2 separate regions of the Homo sapiens genome follow, and region 2 is linked to region 1. Evidence: chromatin loops called from intact Hi-C (ENCODE). Cell type or tissue: GM12878. All regions are shown on one strand. Each heading gives the region's core, and the rest is flanking DNA. Links, peaks and the distances in the headings are about the cores only. Region 1 has its middle 84 kb from the start of MIR920. Region 2 has its middle 12 kb from the start of MIR920.

Region 1 (4,409 bases), core at 282-4,281:
AGCACAGATTTGAGCAGGATTAGATTTATGTGAGATCCACACAGAACATGATTTTATACCACCTGCCCTCTTTCTTATACCTATAAGCAGATTGTTTTGAGCCTTTTATGTTCTCTGTCAATATATTTCTTACTCATTGGAGCTAAAGAGACTTTCAAAAGACATAGTGACCACCCACATTATTCACCCCAGATGCGTCGCTTTCTTCAGTAACCTAATGTGGTAATTTTATTGAGGACCGGAATGTATTAGGTCCTTCATTCCTATATGTATTTTCACATCACTGCTTTCAAATGTGCTATTTCATGTCTACCTTCCATGCTCCTTGGTTATATTTCTAGCAGATCCTGTAGTTCCCTCTCACACTTGTATTCTTTTTTTTTCTTGCTTCTCCTAGAGACAAGCACGATTAATAATTTCCTAAGTATCTTTCCAGATACATGCAATATACACTATCTTAAATATACACATACATACATGCAGGCATGTACACACAAGCACACATGTGCATTTTTAGTTTGAGTTTTTACCATGGGCATGTTAGAACTATTTAAAATAAAATGTGTTGAAATCTCCTCTAAAAGAAAATAAAACAAATGGACAAAAACCTAAAACTCTAACGTTGGCTTTTCAATCTCTTTAATCTTTAACTTTAACCTTCAAAACTTTCTCCCAATATTTTTGAATACTCTTTATTAAATGTGTCTCCCTTGATATAAGTTAGGACTCCCAGTTGTAGTGAGATAAACTAGTTTGATTTCAGAACCTCTCTTTCACTCTGCCTCTTTTGTATTCTTCTGGTTGACTCTGCTCCGATTTATTATCTGAGGCTCAGGCTGAACTCAGGCTTTTGCGATGCTGGCAGCCCCAGCTCTACATTGGAATGGACGGTCACCCTCCATGTGCAATTAAAAAATATCCAGAGAAGACCTCATTTGGGTATATGCCCATCCATCCCTGCACAATTTTGTTGAGGCCACTGAGTTCAGGCACAGTGCCAGGCATGGACCACGTGTACTCCCAAAAGTATGGGAGAGGAACACCCCAAAGAAAAGGGGTTTTGATCAGATAAGGAATGGATAACACACTGGGTAATAAAATTGTAGTTAATAGAGTCCGTAGCATTACTTTAAAAAAATTAGTAAAGGGTACATTAGTCATGACAAAAACAATATTCCTATTGTACTGAACTTGTTTTTAACAGACGTAGACTAAAGCTGTTAATATGTTGCTAATGACAATAAGGGGTTTATTCAAATGAAAAGGTGTTTAACATTCTTTCAAAAGAACCTTCATAATGGATGTATTTTCAATATTTTCTCTAAATTATTCTTTGCTTTAAATTAGTATCATCCATCCAACTGATTATACCCATTATAATCACAATGTGAAGTTAAGTCATGACTGAATGTTTGTGTAGGTTAATAGTAGTCAGATGTCCTTGTAAATGTGCATAATTGCGTTTAAATCCATCAGCAAATCCCAGTGTTTCTATTCACAAAGTATATCTTGAAGCTCTCCATTTCTATGTGTTTTCCATTGCCACCTTCCTAGTCCACCATCGTTTTTCTCCTGGACTCCAGCAATAGTTTCCCACCTGGCCACTTTGCCTACTCTCTCTTCCCAACCCCACAAATCCATTTCCTACACAACAGCCCAAGGACGATATCAATCAGATTATATTATAATCATATCATGTTATTCCCCTGTTTAAAGCCCTCCAATAGCAGCTCATTATACATGAATTAAACCTAAAGTCTTTGCCATGACCAAAAAGGCCCTGCGGGTTGTGGCTTCTGCTTACCTCTGTCACTTCCATTTTGAGAACATGCCGAAAGCTGTCCCCAAATCAGGGCCTTTGCATACACTGTTCCCACTGTGTAGAACCGCCCCCTTCTCACATCTGCCTCACCACGTCTGGCTTTTCATCCTTTAGGTCTCAGCCAAAATATCAAGTTTCGAGAGGTCTTTTTTTGCTACCCTATCTAAATTGTCGCTCACTCTTTACTGCTAGCATTTCACCATGTTTGTTTTCTTTGTATGCTTACAATTACAGTATTTGGTATCATTTTGACTGTTTATTTCCTCTCTCCCCCACTAGTTGTCTGTTTCATGAGCAAGGAGTAAAGGTTAATGCCTGTTTCATTCACAGGGTCCTGTTAATAGCACAGGGACTGGCACAGAATTTTTTTCCTCAGAAGATGCTTATCAAATGACTAACAATGAATTTAGTAACCTCTTTAAGTAACTGTATCCATTTGATAAGCTATTTTTAAATATCCTTGTGTATGATAATAATACAAATAACAGCAAAACCCACAATAGCAGCACACTGCTAAAAAGAGAAAGTTTATTAAGGTGAGACCGAAACAAAAGATAACAATAAACCCTCCAGTGAAGTTAACTGAGGTTGAATGCTTACAGGAGGAGGAGAATACCACCACTAAAAACTAGTTTGATTTATGGTGTAAAACATTACTCATAAGAAAGAATTTTTCACCAAATCCTAGGAGGCTGTGCTAGGTATCTGCCCGATCCGATCTATTTCCCTAAGGGAAATGGTAGACTCTCTTGGGAACTGTGGGCTGATCTGAAAACTGTAGGGTGCAACCTATATACAAATTAGACCAAATGAGACGGTGTTGCCTCTAATGCACTCACTTCTCTATGTGATTGGTTTATGCATCAGGCTTCCCTTCCCCAGGTGGGGTGAGGTGGTATTGGGGTGGAAGCAGGGGGCATGTATCATACCCCTCCCAAAGAGAGTGGTGATTTTTTATCTCACTGGGGAGGCACACTAAGAAGGTTTAAAAATGTAAATGCCTTGTCAAGGCTGTAAAACAAAGATATAGTCTCCTTTTATTCCCACACTGTGGCAACAGCTGAAGTGATCACAAAAGTGTGGCGGAGAAGCTTAGGATCTTCCTCAATATCTACCTTCAAGGTGGCTTAGAGATAAATGTAGGAATATAGAAATTCAAAAGTATTGCAGTAGTGACCTGATAGCATTAATAAGATAATGAGGTAAACTAGATAACCAATTGGTATTATTATTATTATTATTATTATCATTATTATTATTATTGAGATAGGGTCTAGCTCTATTACCCAGGCTGGAATGCAGTGGGGCAGTCTCAGCTCACAGCTGAACCCACCTCCTGGGCTCAAGCAATCCTCCCACCTGAGCCTCCTCAGTAGCTGGGACTACAGGCATGCGCCACCATGCCTGGCTAATTTTTGTATTTTTTGTAGAGACAGGGTTTTGCCATGTTGCCCAGGCTGGTCTCAAACTCCTGTGCTCAAACAATGATCCATCTGCCTTGGCCTCCCAAAATGCTGGGATCACAGGCATGAGCCACTGTGCCTGGCATCAACTTGTTTTACTATATCTGGTCTTCATTTGGAAGTATTATGACATTTATAATGTGCAATCTTATGTTAAATGCATTTGTAGTATGTACTAATTATATAGTATTTAAACATGTAGCCATAAAACTGTTCATTTGAGTTTCAAGGCAGACATCCCTAAGAAGCCTTTTAAGATGAGATCTGAAACAGGATGTAGTTAAGTGAAAAGTTCGAAGAAAGGGAGGAGTTCCATATAGGGAGACATTTGTGTGAAGGTGGATGTGAGATGACCCCCATCATGTTCAGTGACCCCAGAAAGAGCAGCATACTAGAGTCCCGAGGGCAGCAGAGACCAAACATGCCCAGTGACAAGGTGGAGAGCACCTGCAGCTCGATTGTGAAGCATCCCGTAAACATTTGCAGGATTTGGGCAGAAAGAACCCAAAGTAGTTATTTTAGCTAGGGAATGCAATTGTCGGGTTTACATTATGAGACAATGTTTCTGTGGCTTATTTCATCATTCCAAACAAAAGGTGCTAATGGGCTGAATAGAATGGAGGTGGTGGAGATGCCGAGAAGTGGCAGATTGAAAACTTATTAAATTTTGTAGACTCTGCAGCACAGTGTTATTTATTTGTTAGATTATTTATTAGTAAGGATAGCATGGTGTGAAGAGAGGAATAAGGGTGCTATCCTGGTTTTCGCTTTGCAGGGTGCTTCGTGGTGGCCTTACTGAAATAAGGAATGCCGAGAGTGGCACCCACATGAATGGGTCCTGTTTTGAGCACACGAATTTTGTATTTTCTGAAAGGCCTGTAATGGAGATGTTGAGTAGATATTTGGATTAAGTGGGCGTTGGGACATGCTATAAGGATACAGGGAGAAATATAGATTTGGAAGGCATTGGCATGGAAGGGGAATTCAAAACAAGGGAGTGGATATGATTATACAGGGAATTAAAAGAGGGCTTACATACAGACATAGCCCTGAGGAACTTCAGTATTCAAGGTATGGGCTGAGGGGGAAGTGGATTTACAGAGAAGGCTAGAGGAGAGAACCTT
Region 2 (4,409 bases), core at 74-4,073, 72 kb before region 1:
GCCAAAAGTGCATAACATGAATTTAATCACGAAGAAATATCAGACAACCCAAAAGGGACATACTACAAAATAACCTGGCAGGACCCTTAAAAAGTGTGAAGGTCATTAAAAACAAAGAAAGATTGAAGAACTGTCCCAGATGGAAAGAGATGAAGAAAACATGACAACTAAATATTGGCTCATAGTCCAAGAAAAACACATTAGTGGGTCAATTGTTGATATTTCAATGAGGGCCATAGATCATCAAATCATGTATGAATGTATCAATGTTAATCTTTTGGTTTTGATGATTGTATTATTGGTTCTATAATATGTTAATTTGTGGGAACCTGAGTAAAGAATATATGGACACTCTGTACTATTTTTGCATTTTTTAAGCCTGAAATTATTTCAGAATGAAAAGTTAAATTGGAAGATAAAAATTGTGTGCCTTAAATAAAATGTATGTATGTATTATCCATTCATCTTTATTATCCATTGCTATATAAAAGGATGACTTCAATAGACTCTAGGAAGAAAGGAGAATTGTAATAGAGTGATAGGTATGTTACACTGTGAACTGGGTCCTATTTTGTTAACTTGCTCTGTCACCCACTGTGTAAACCCCGGGGATACTTTCTATACTTTTATATTTTGCTAGTCTATTTGCCAATAACATAGAAATAATGATCTAGCAAGACTGTTTGTAATTATTCACACCAATGGAGGAGAGCAGAGATGTCAAGTATGGAGCCCACAAACAATAATTTTAAGAAGCACTCAAGTGAAGATCAAGGTTTAATGCCAATGAAGAGCCAAGTGTATTCTGGTAGATGTAAAACTCCAGCTATACAAATGTTTTCATAGAGGGAAAGCAGAGCTAGTACATTAAGTTCCATCGATGTGTGTTAAGAGATCAGTAATCAAACAAAAGCTGGAAAGGAAGTAAGGGGCACAGTATCGGTGCAGCCATCCAGTCAGTCTCCAAGGGCCCAGGTTAAGTTAAAAACAATGTCTGATGACTCACACCTCCCAAAGCTTGATGGTGCCAGTGAGATGGGGGTAGTACTCACTAATACTCTGTGACAACATTAAAGGACTAGGGTAAAGGATCGATAGCAACTTGAGAGTTAGCAGAGTTCTGTGCAACACCAGCTTGTTTTCACACACATTGATGTTAAAGTTTTTTTGTGTTCAAAATAGTTACAAGATGTCAGCAGAGAGATTGACATCATTAACTATATTTTATAGATGAGGAAACTGAAATTCAGAGTTTCTCAAATTATACTGCTAGTAGAGAATGGACTTGCACTGTAGACCAGGGTATTCATTTGAGTCCTTGAACCTTTTAGCATCAGGAAACTCCCTAGAAGTACATGAAATGTTTGTGTATAAGACTATGCAGGTGCATTTTTTTTTTTCCTGAGAAAAGGATACAAATCATGTGATTTTATCAGATTTTCAAAGGAGTCTGTGACCTAAAACATAACAAAATATAAAATTTTCTTTCCACATGAGCGCACAACATGGAGTGGAAATACTTTTGCTGGACTTGGGAGTATATAACTCTTACAGTACATATAAGAAGCATCAGTATGAAAGTAAATGATTTAACAGAGAGATTCTGGGACTTGCCCAGAATCACAAGAGTTAGTGCCTAAGTAAAACCAGAACTCTAGCTGTCCACAATTTCAGGGAATTGGTTTTCCTATTGACCATGTTATGAATTGTTGGGTGTATAGTTCTGTGATAGTTCCTCCCTGACCAGGGAGGTGGAGGTCTGGTTCCCAGGTCTGGTACCAGTGGAGGACGTCAGATCCAAAGGAACCTTGAGCAGCAACTGAATTCCAGTGCTCTGCTGAGACATCAATTAGCATTTTGAGCATAAGGGCAATTTGAATAAAATTCTGTGGATTGTTTGAGAATTCTCTAGGTGGAATTAGGAAGTATGGTAGAATTATCTTACCTGTGTGGAAGGAAAATGTCTTTTAAATAATGGCAGAGGCCTTAGGGTGAGCATTCTGATTGTGTTGTCTCATCTGGCACCTGCAATACCTGCCAGAGTTTTAGCTTCCTAAATTACTCTGGGGCATTAGAGAAGATCCTTCTGTCCAGAGATATTGTACTTCTTTGAAGAATACTTTGAATGAGATTTGAGTTTCTATATAGCTTTGACATTTGCCAAAAAGGTTACAGTATCCACAGACACCCAAATGTTGTCCCTATATATGAGTGTGCGTGTTTTCACGGCAGCGTAGATCAAATTAAAAAAAAAAAAGTAACACTTTACTATTACAATCAGAGTTCCTTATCATTCATGTATATGCACACATAGTAAGTATATGTATATTTGACTTTCAAACCCAAGATTTATAAAAGACTTAAGATGTATTATAAAGATCTTACAGAACTTAAAATTTAATCTAATCACCAATGATTGAGAGAGTAGTAAGGACTCTAAGAGCTGGCTAACCTTATCTAAGTCACTGCTTTTGTGGACAAGGAACTGAAGCTCAGAGAGGTTAAATTTTGCATCATTTTACACAGTTAATAAGTGACAGAGCCAGAAAAAGTACCCAGATTTCCTGATTCCTAGCCCAGTTTTCTTTTCACTATGGCATAGTGCCTTATGACACATATGAGATTAGAGCAAAATTGTATTTGTTGAAATGCATGAGAAGTGTTGTGGGTCTTTTGATGATGTTGTGTGGAAGGAGTGGGTTCATTCAATCCTTGATATTTTTCCCCCAGTTTTACACTTTAAAACTAATAAATGAATAATATCCTTTATCTATTTCAAATTAGTAAGATTCTACTGATTTTTTTTTTCTTTTCAGCAATCTGCCTATAGTTTTGGAACTTACTTACTTCTGTCAGAATAAATGTATGCACACATTTGAGTTACTAACTCTTGAGTTGCTAACCCACTAAGTGACTAATCTAAGAAATCACCTCTCTTGTTAGGTGCACTGGATTGCAAACGTCTTTTGATAATACTGCAGTGGTAGTGTAGGGATTTGCAACTGGCAGGCAGGAATTGAATTGCCATCATTTGGCTTTAGCAGGAGTTAGAGTCTTGTCTCCAACATAAGCATGAGCCAAGGTACTGTCTCCTTTTTTCTAATTTTAGTTGGAACCATTGGCACTGATCTTACCTAGACAGACTAGTGTTATTTCTACCCAGCACAATCTGCTGGGATGGGCTCTATTCCAAGCCATTCAGTTGAACTTCTCCCCCTGATTTACCAAACAGAGATATGATTGGATGTTGAGGTTAGAAGCTTTCACCCTTTTCATTAGAAGTCATCCGTTCAGACATAGAGATTCTAAGTTTAATTGGTTCAATGTATGACTCAGAAAGAATTGGCTGTTATGACTGAAAAATGCAGCATGCTTTAATTGTGGGTCAGGAAGTAATTACTGCGACATTTTGGTGCTGGGACTTAGATATTGATACATTTAACAGTACAGGGGTGAGCAAAATGGTGAGAAGTGATGTCTACTTTCCAGCCCTCACCTATCTTATTCTGGAACAGACGCATTGTACCGTTGTCCTGTCATGGTCTTTAATCATGGGCATCCATCCCTGCTGGCATCTCTCATGATCTCAGACACAGAGGCCGTGCTTTGGCTCATGTCTGCATCCTTACCACAATCCTCAGTGAGACCTCATCAGGCCGACAGTGCTCTCCCTCGACTAACTTTCACACCATTCGGATGAAAAGGGGACATCCCAGCCTCTCGGACCTTGATCATTTGTGCAGCCACGTCTGTACTCTTTTCTCCCTGCCTTAGTTTGTCATGGGATATCTGCAAGGCTGCCGTCTCACTGGAGCGCCACACGGGGAGCAGGCCATCAGTTCTCATTTTGCCCAGAGCCCAAGTATAAAAGGGTTTTTATTATTTTTCTATCCCACCCAAACCTCTGAATACTCTACATTTGCCCTGCAGGAATTAAAAGTGTAGTGACCTCATACTAGCATGTAAGGTCACTTTTTCCTGGTGAATCTTTCTTCTCCCTAAATCAAAAGTGCCAAAAACATTAACAGTCTTTTGCTATTACACATAAACAGTAATTTCTCATATGTAAAAGCACAGGAGTTTTGTTTTGTTTTCTTCTTTTTCCTGTGGTTGCTTGTGACCCAAATGTGAAAGACTGTCTGTGGAACGAAGAGGGTTAATGGATCGGGTTATTAGTTCGTATATCATCATGCAGAGGTCTCAGTGGCAAGTAGACGTGACACATACCCTGCCCTCCTGGGCTTACAGTGAGTTCACATGGAATTTATTGTTTTTTTGTTATTCTCTAAAACTATAGATAGAAGCATACCCACAAACAGCTCAATAGAGAGATCCAGATAAACAACTCGAAATAAAATGTTTAAGTTGTATGAAAAAGAGGACTTTGAAGTGTGTATCACTTCCCAAAT

Evidence for each region. Hi-C counts contacts between places; a loop is a spot of excess contacts. Peaks named below come from ENCODE experiments on the same cell type or tissue, not always from the same donor. Only the 100,000 strongest peaks of a DNase experiment are listed, where the experiment ranks them.
Region 2: a loop joins it to region 1, with 5 times the contacts of the local background. A loop is called at or near these places in 1 of 110 quality-filtered maps.

Annotation. Positions count from the first base shown.
Region 1 is chr12:24,126,067-24,130,475 of GRCh38, reverse strand. It overlaps a transcript of SOX5 not described here. Among named protein-coding and RNA genes, the nearest start is that of MIR920, 84 kb to the left of the region's middle. In GM12878, for the core only: no CTCF peak of the experiment used is centred there; DNase peaks (open chromatin) are centred at 1,965 and 2,475.
Region 2 is chr12:24,198,340-24,202,748 of GRCh38, reverse strand. It overlaps a transcript of SOX5 not described here. Among named protein-coding and RNA genes, the nearest start is that of MIR920, 12 kb to the left of the region's middle. In GM12878, for the core only: no CTCF peak of the experiment used is centred there; DNase peaks (open chromatin) are centred at 957, 1,098, 2,538, 3,298 and 1 weaker place; H3K27ac peaks cover 1,260 bases.